2 separate regions of the Homo sapiens genome follow, and region 1 is linked to region 2. A link is an interaction called in ENCODE POLR2A ChIA-PET data of the cell type or tissue named here. Cell type or tissue: IMR-90. All regions are shown on one strand. Links, peaks and the distances in the headings refer to the core of each region. The heading gives the core; the rest is flanking DNA.

What was found. Peaks named below come from ENCODE experiments on the same cell type or tissue, not always from the same donor. Only the 100,000 strongest peaks of a DNase experiment are listed, where the experiment ranks them.
Region 1: POLR2A ChIA-PET joins it to region 2 with 6 read pairs; 11 of 35 experiments call an interaction of 5 or more read pairs at or near these places.

What each region holds. Positions count from the first base shown.
Region 1 is chr19:42,119,348-42,123,726 of GRCh38, forward strand. POU2F2 (POU class 2 homeobox 2) reads right to left here. Exons shown (of 15, transcript NM_001394376.1): 2 at 3,164-3,229; 3 at 2,997-3,031; 4 at 2,779-2,835. Among named protein-coding and RNA genes, the nearest start is that of POU2F2, 11 kb to the right of the region's middle. RefSeq lists a silencer at 2,653-2,732. In IMR-90, for the core only: no CTCF peak of the experiment used is centred there; a DNase peak (open chromatin) is centred at 2,554; H3K27ac peaks cover 1,302 bases.
Region 2 is chr19:42,224,862-42,229,240 of GRCh38, forward strand. It overlaps ZNF526 (zinc finger protein 526), which reads left to right. Exons shown (of 3, transcript NM_133444.3): 3 at 1-3,340. The coding sequence ends at 1,555. Among named protein-coding and RNA genes, the nearest start is that of ZNF526, 6.7 kb to the left of the region's middle. In IMR-90, for the core only: no CTCF peak of the experiment used is centred there; no DNase peak of the experiment used is centred there.

The DNA.
Region 1 (4,379 bases), core at 90-4,089, 110 kb before region 2:
TTTTTAATGTGTATCATATTTTAATACAAAGTTTTTTTAAAAATAGGCTGAGCGCGGTGGCTCGCCCCTTAATCCCAGCACTTTGGGAGCCAAGGTGGGAGGATCACTTGAGGTCTGGAGTTCGAGACCAGCCTGGCCAACATGGTGAAACCCCATCTCTACTAAAAATACAAAAATTAGCCAGGCATGGTGGCACACACCTGTAATCCCAGCTAATTGGGAGGCTAAGGCAAGAGAATCACCTGAAGCCGGGAGGTGGAGGTGCAGTGAGCCAAGATGGTGCCATCGCACTCCAGCCTGGGCGACAGAGCGAGACTCCGCCTCAAAAATCGCTTGAACCCAGGAGGTGGAGGTTGCAATGAGCCGAGATCATGCCATTGCACTCCAGCCCGGGTGACAGTGCGAGACTCCGTCTCAAAAAAAAAAAGTTTTAAAAAAATAATGTTGAATGCCATGGTGAGCACACTATTCCCTTTTCAGTGCTTTTTTCATTGTTTCTGGTTATCTTAAAGTCTCTGATTGGTGCTTGAATGTCTTTACCATCTCTCCAATACTAGCTAATCTCCACTTTTATTTTAATTTTTTTTTTGAGACAGGGTCTTGCTCTGTCACCCAAGCTGGAGTGCAGTGGCACCATCAGGACTCACTGCAGCCTCAACTTCCCAGACTCAAGCGATCCTCCTGCCTCTGTCTCAAGTAGCTGAGACTACAGGCATGCACACCCAGCTAATTTTTGTATTTTCTGTAGAGACAGGGTCTCACTATGTTGCCCAGGCTGGTCTTGAACTCCCGGGCTCAAGCGATCTACCCACCTTGGCCTCCCAAAGTGTTAGAACTACAGGCTTGAGCCACTGCATCTGGCCTAATCTCCTTTTTTTTTTTTTTTTGAGCTGGAGTCTTTCTCTGTTGCCCAGGCTGGAGTGCAGTGGTGCAATCTCGGCTCACTGCAACCTCTACCTCCTGGGCACAAGCAATTCTCCACAATGCCTCAGCCTCCCAAGTAGCTGGGATTACAGGCACTCACCACCATGCCCGGCTAATTTTTGTATTTTTAGTAGAGTCGAAGTTTCACCGTGTTGGCCAGGCTGGTCTCAAGCTCCTGACCTCAGGTGATCTGCCCGCTTTGTCTCCCAAACTGTTGGGAATACAGGCATGAGCCACCGCGCCCAGCCCTAATCTCCTTTTTTAATAAGCCTCTTTTTAATAAGCCTCTTTTTTAACAGGCCTCTGAGGTTTAGACCCTTCGGCACACAAGAGACTCTGGGTAAATTTTAATAATCATCATATTTATTTCCATGGCAAGTGATTCTGGTTTTCCATTTGTGAAATTTCCATTTAAAAAACATTTATTTAAAAAGCTGTCGAAAAGCAAGCCAGTTCATGAGTTGGTAATTGTTGAAGCTGATTGATGGGTATCTAGGGGCTTTATTTTCATTATAACCTTCTCTCTATTTCTGTATCCACTTCACATTTTCCATAATAAGGTGCTTTTTTAAAAAATTGAGCCAATTAACAAAATTATTATGTAAATAGTTGCGCACAGTGGTCTTATGCCTGAGACTGTGACAGAAGCACATGAATCACTTCAGTTAGGGAAAGACTGACACAGAAGAGATGGAGAGAAGTTGAGAGGCAAAGCCCAGAGAAACAGGGCGTACAGGGCGAGTTGTGGACAGAGCCCGAGGCCAGGAAGGGGAGGGAGAAACCTTCATTCCCTTGGTCCCACTGGCATCCCCAAAAGAAGGAAGCCTGCTGCCAGTTTGAGAACAGACTGCAAAGATCTGATTCAACTGAGGACAGGGTGGGGGCAATGGATACACGCTGTGCTCTGAGGGCTAAGGCAATAGCCAAACCTGCCATCAGAGGGTCAAGGAGGTCAAGATCGAGAGCCTGTCTCCCCTAGACCCCGTTCAAAGCGCTCAGCACAGAAGCAGGACATCTGCTCACAAAGCACTTTTATCCTCTCCTCTCATGGTAGCATGGGGGTACACCAGACATGGAGGCAACCACAGAGGCCATCCCATCCGACTGCCCCCTCCCCCCTGACCAATGATACTGAAGAGGAAACTGAGAGGCCCAGAGAGGGGAAGTGACTTTCCCATGGTCACAGAGCAAAGCTGTAGCAGGGTGGGGAGCAGTTCCCAGCCTCCCACCCCATCCCTCAGCCACCACTGGTCAGGGTCTGGAGTCCTGCTCACACCTTCTCTGCCCCCACCTCCAGTGCTACCTTCAAGCCTCTGGACCTGCCTGCTACCCCTGGACCAGGCTGGAGGGTGGAGACTGGAGCCCAGGCAACCCCAAGAAGCCCAGAATGCCAGGCACAGGGCCCCATCTGGATGTGGAATTTGCACTGCCTGGCTGCTTCCGGCCTCCCTGTCATTCTCTCCTGCATTCCTACAGCTATCCTCAACTGGTACCAGCCCCCCCACCCCCACCTCAGCTGGCCGCTAAATGTGTATATTGGGGGACAGGCGGTGGTGCAGGCCTCTGTTGGGTCAGGGAAGTTGGGATGGGGGCGGGCCTTTGGCTTCCTGTTGTTCATCGCCCTGGGGCTCTGGGGGGGATTTCCCTAGCCACCCCCACCCCCTAGGGAAGGGGAAGGAGCCTGCGTGAGTCACAGGCCTGGGGTGGGAGCCCAAGAGTGAGAAGGGGCGGGAGGAACCTCGTTACCAAGGTACCAAGGCTCAGTGCTCTCTCAGCCCTTGGACTGAGGCAGGCCTCCTGAGGACCCTCTTCCAAGCGCTGCCCACTTCCCTGGCTGTTCTGACAGGTGCTTACCTTTGTACTGGGGCCAGTTGGGGACACGGAGAATGGGGAGGTCTTATTTTGGGGGTTCTGCAAAGAGAAAGTAGGAGCAAGGGGATGGGAATAGTGCAGTGAAGCAGCTTCTGACCACCCCCGCTCCCTGCCCTCCTACCATAGGCGGCACAGAGCCCCCTCTGAACCCCTCTCCCCATTCCTTCCCACCCCCTCCCGCTTATCCACTCCCTCCTAACCTGATGATTAGTGTCTGGTCCATTTCTTTCGGTGTCTGCAAAGAGAGGGAAAGGATGTGTTGTCATCAGCCACCCCCACCACACCTGTCCCCTCCCAGCTCTCTTCCCATCTGTCCCACTTCCCCTGCCCACGGTGACCCCTGCCCCCCTGCTCCCTGCCCACCCACCTGTGTGCTCTGATGGGGAGTCCAGACCTTGCTTCTCGGCCTCCAGGGGCTTAGACATTCTTATTTCTGGGGACAGAGGAGGAATGGAAGTGGGGTGAAGGAGGGGAATCCAGGAGGGCTCTCGGGCCCCCATTCCACCACACTCCCCAAGCCTTTCCCCCAAATTCCCCCCTTACCCCCAGCCACCTTGGAAGTGTCTCTTCCCAAGAGACATGTCCTCCGTTCTGGGCCTCTGCCCTCCTCTGGCAAGATGAGACACAGCACTTAGGCCTTGGGGGATCTTGCCTTATCCTTTCACCTCTCCAGAAAGTAACACAGGGGTGTTACCCACAGTGCAGCAAAGGGCAGGGCAGGAGATGGAAGGTGGTCGTGAGAAGGTATCAGCTGCCCAGGAGGAGGCTGGTGACGTCCCAAAGGAGGGAGAGCAGCCTTGGGCCTCCTCCTGGGGCGGGCCGCCCAGGCTCCCGTCCTGCCCTACCAGGTTTCGGGTGAGACATGTTTTCCACTCTGAGTGGGGCCTCAGAGATGTGATGGGGCTGCAGCGTCCCCAAAGGAGGCAGTTGTCAGATCTCAGCATGTGTGATTCAGCCGCCCTCTGGCCCTCTTCCCACCCCACCACTTTCCCCATCCACATCTTACTCCCACCTGGACTTTCTTCCTATGTTTAGCACACCGGCCTAGCAGACCCAACCTCATCCTCTGTAACCTCAGCTCCATCTGGCTCTACCCCTGAGCTTGTCCTCCAATCTAAACCTGATCTGGGACTTCACGCTTGAGCCCCAGCTGCAGTCTCAAGTCCACCCCTGTAATACAACCCCATTCTATAGCTCCCTAGGCCCAGGAAATGAAAGGAGGTGGCCAAGGGAGGGTGGCAGGCAGCAAGCACATAAACCCACGGAGACAAATGCCTGTCCTCAAAGCGCTCTGATACTTTTCACAGAAAGGCGAGTGCTCACCAGTGCCAAGCATAGAGCTAGATATGACTCACAGCTCACATTAGCGGTTAGTGCTAATATTACCCCGTTTTACAGAGGAGGAAACTGAGGCTCCACGAAGGGATGTCACCTCCCCAAAAGCACAGCAAGACAGCAGATGTGCCCTGATTGGACCCCTGGTCTTCATGACTGCTGGGCTCCTACTTCTAATCGGATCCACTCTAGTCTAATGTCCCCTAGTCCTGACTTCCAGCCATCTCATCTCCAACAGTTCCCTCGCC
Region 2 (4,379 bases), core at 213-4,212:
GCTGTGGGTGGCTCATCGAAAGGCCCAGCACCTTTCTGCTACGGTAGCTGAGCCACCAGTGCCACCTCCTTTGCCTCCCCCAACACCACTGCCTCCACCTTCTCCCCCATCCGAAGTCAAGATGGAGCCCTATGAGTGTCCTGAGTGCTCTACCCTCTGCGCCACCCCTGAGGAGTTCTTGGAGCATCAGGGCACCCACTTTGACTCCCTAGAGAAAGAGGAGCGCAATGGGTTGGAGGAGGAGGAAGAGGACGATGAGGAGGATGAAGAAGATGATGAAGAGATGGAGGATGAGGAGGCCATGGCAGAGGTCGGTGATGATGCTGTGGGAGGTGACGAGTCCACAGCTGGCTGGGCTCAGGGCTGCGGGGACTGTCCCCAGCACCAGCCCTCAGCAGGGGCTCGCCGGCAACACCGGCGGACGGCTCACAGCCCGGCATCTGCCACCCACCCCTTCCACTGCAGCCAGTGTCAGCGCAGTTTCAGCTCCGCCAACCGGCTGCAGGCTCATGGGCGGGCCCATGTTGGTGGCACACATGAGTGTACAACCTGCTCCAAGGTCTTCAAGAAAGCAGCATCGCTTGAGCAGCACTTGCGGCTGCATCGCGGGGAAGCCCGCTACCTCTGTGTAGACTGTGGCCGCGGCTTTGGCACAGAACTCACGTTGGTGGCTCACCGGCGGGCCCACACTGCCAACCCATTGCATCGCTGTCGTTGCGGCAAGACGTTCAGCAACATGACCAAGTTCCTCTACCACCGGCGCACTCACGCCGGCAAAAGCGGGGCACCTCCCACAGGAGCAACAGCTCCCCCAGCTCCAGCGGAGCCCACCCCTCCACCACCACCCCCTGCCCCACCTGCCCAGCTGCCCTGCCCACAGTGCTCCAAGTCCTTTGCCTCAGCTTCCCGGCTGTCCCGGCACCGGCGTGCAGTACACGGGCCCCCTGAACGGCGTCACCGCTGTGGGGTTTGTGGCAAGGGCTTCAAGAAGCTGATCCACGTGCGCAACCACCTGCGGACACACACGGGTGAGAGGCCCTTCCAGTGCCACTCATGTGGCAAGACCTTTGCTTCTTTGGCCAACCTCAGCCGCCACCAGCTGACCCATACGGGTGCACGTCCCTACCAATGCCTGGACTGTGGCAAGCGCTTCACACAGAGCTCCAACCTGCAGCAGCACCGGCGGTTGCACTTGCGGCCAGTCGCCTTTGCCCGCGCCCCCCGCCTCCCCATCACTGGTCTCTACAACAAGAGTCCCTACTACTGCGGGACTTGTGGCCGCTGGTTCCGCGCCATGGCGGGCTTGCGACTGCATCAGCGGGTCCATGCCCGAGCTCGGACTTTGACGCTACAGCCTCCCAGATCACCATCTCCTGCCCCACCCCCACCTCCAGAGCCTCAACAGACTATCATGTGCACAGAGCTGGGGGAGACCATCGCCATCATTGAGACATCCCAGCCACTGGCGCTTGAGGACACCCTGCAGCTGTGCCAGGCTGCACTGGGGGCCAGTGAAGCAGGCGGGCTCTTGCAGTTGGACACGGCCTTCGTGTGACGCAGCTGAAAAGCAACAACAAAAGGGTTTGGTTGCAACAGCCAGTGTGGGTACCTCTGGGGAGAGAGGACCTCCTCTGACAAACTGGTCTGGTACCCACCATGTGCCAGGATCCACCCTGGCCTCTTTTTACCCACTGACTCCCCAGAACAACCCTTCCAGGCTTCTCTTGTCATCTTTCTCTGCCTGAGGGGAAACTGAAGCTCTGAAATGCGATGTGATCTGTACCAGGTCACCCAGCTATGCTGCAAAGTGGGTTGGCCAAGGCCCTTTGCACTGCATCACCCTGGTGCCCAGCAACATCAGGTAACCTTCACTGAGCACCAAGCTTATGCCAGGTCTGTGCTGGCCACTCTCATATACCTCTTCAGATCCTCTGCTTGTACCCCCAGCCCTTGCCTTCCCTGGATTTTGGGCACCCAGGACTTTGCTCTGCCTGGTGGAGGGTACTTGATTTCTCTGGGCTTCCTTCATCTCAATTCTGACAGTGTGGAAGGAAATCTGTAGGTACCCAGGTCCTCAGCTCCAGACTGGGTGATGCTGGAGACCCAGGAGCAAGTCAGCACAGGCTCTGCCCACAGGAGGCATGCACAATCTGGTAGGAGAAACGCACAAGTACAGATAGCTTGCTCTCTGAGTGTGTCTCATTGATTCATTCAGCCTGTGTGTCCTAAAGCCTCCCTTCTCCCATACTGGGTGATGCTGGGGGCAGAGATGAGTCAGGCCTAAGGCTTCTCTGGGCTGTGATGGGGATGTGCAGGGACAGTGGGATCCCAGGAAACAGACCTCCATGGTGGGAGATCAGGAGTTAAGGACTTCCTAGAGAAGGTAGTCCCTGAAGGAAAAGTAGGAATCTGGCAGTGAAAGAGGAAAAGAACATTCCAGGCAGACAGCACTGCAAGAGGGTGAGCTCTTGGTGTATTTGGAGACCATCCAGTTATTCATCTGACTGCCTACCTGAGGCAAGCACCACACTTACCACTGTATGTGTACTATGATCCCAACAGGCTTGTGACATAGATTTCATATTATCCCTGTTGTATAGATTTTTAAAACTGGTGGCTGGGCGTGGTGGCTCACGCCTGTAATCCCAGCACTTTGGGAGGCCGAGGCGGGCAGATCACGAGGTCAGGAGATCGAGACCATCCTGGCTAACACGGTGAAACCCCGTCTCTACTAAAAATACAAAAAATTAGCCAGGAGTGGTGGCGGGCGCCTGTGGTGGCCAGCTACTCAGGAGGCTGAGGCAGGAGAATGGCGTGAACCCGGGAGGCGGAGCTTGCAGTGAGCCGAGATCGCGCCACTGCACTCCAGCCTGGGCGACAGAGTGAGACTCCCTCTCAAAAGAAAATAAAAATAAAAATAAACTGGCCAGGTGCGGTGGCTCACGCTTGCAATCCCAGTGCTTTGGGAGACTGAGGCAGGAGGATCACTTAAGGCCAGGAGTTCGAGACCAGCCTGGGCAACAGCAAGACCTCATCTCTACAAAACTTAAAAGTTAGCCAGGCCTGGTGGCACATGCCTGTAATCCGAGTGCTTTGGGAGGCTGAGGCAGGAGGATCACTCGAGCTCAAGAATTCAAGACCTGGGCAAGAGAGAGAGACTTTGTCTCTATTAAAAATAAAAATGATTGGCCGAGCATGGTGGTGCACACCAGTATTCCCAGCTACTCTGGAGGCTGAGGCGGAGGCAGGATTGCTTGATATGAGGGAGATTGAGGCTGCAGTGAGCTGTGTTCACACCACTGCACTCCAGTCTGGGCAACAGTGCAAGACCCTGTCACTTAAAAAAAAAAAAAAGGAAAAAAAAACTAAGGACAGAGATTTGCCCAAGGTTTCACAGCTAGGCAGAGATGTGAGATTTGAGTACGGGAGGCCCCTGCGGCCCACATTTGTAACCCATACTATTCTGAGTGATTAAGACCTGAAACTTGTGCAGGGGTAGGGGATCAGAGGAAGATTCATTCTAACTAGAGGAAAAGTAAACCAGTGTCAGAGCTATTGGGATTTGAAGGGGCTTCGAAACATCAAAGGTCTTGAGAGCAGGAAGATTCCCACCTTTTTCAGAGGTTACCTAGGATAATAGTCTTTCTCTCCATTGATTGATTGATTGATTGAGATGGAGTCTTGCTCTGTTGCCCAGGCTGGAGCACAGTGGTGCAGTCTCAGCTCACTGCAACCTCCACCTTCCAGGCTCAAGCGATTCTCCTGCCTCAGTCTCCCTAATAGCTGGGATTACAGGCCCCCACCACTGCACCCAGCTAATTTTTGTATTTTAGTAGAGACAGGGTTTTGCCACGTTGACCAGGCTGGTCTCAATCTCCTGACCTCAGGTGATCTGCCCGCCTTGGCCTCCCTAAGTGCTAGGATTACACGTGTGTGCCACTGAGCCTGGCCATAATAGTCTTTATCTCCCTAAGCACATGCAGGTGATTCCTGATAGGCTCCTCCCAGGCCCCTGCAGCCCAGGGTGCTCAGGCAGGGCAGGCAGAATGCAGTTGGGGATGGAATTGTCCAGGAGGGAGGCCTAGACTTTGGAAGGCCTTGAAAGCTGGCTGAGTAGTTCCAGGTTGGGGGAGGGTCGTAACTGGTGTTAGATCTGGGCTCAAAGTGGGGTGAGTGGGAAGCTAAAGATGGTCCAGCAGAAGACAGGGCTGGACCTGGGAAGGGGTCATGGGGTGGTAGAAGGGTGAGGGACACCTCACTGACTTCACGGCTGACCACGTGTGAGTAGCAGGGAGGAAGGCGTCCCCAGGATCCCAAGGTCTGCCCCTCGCCCAGAACAGCCATCCTCCCCCTTATCCATCAGCTTGCTCTGTATGTTC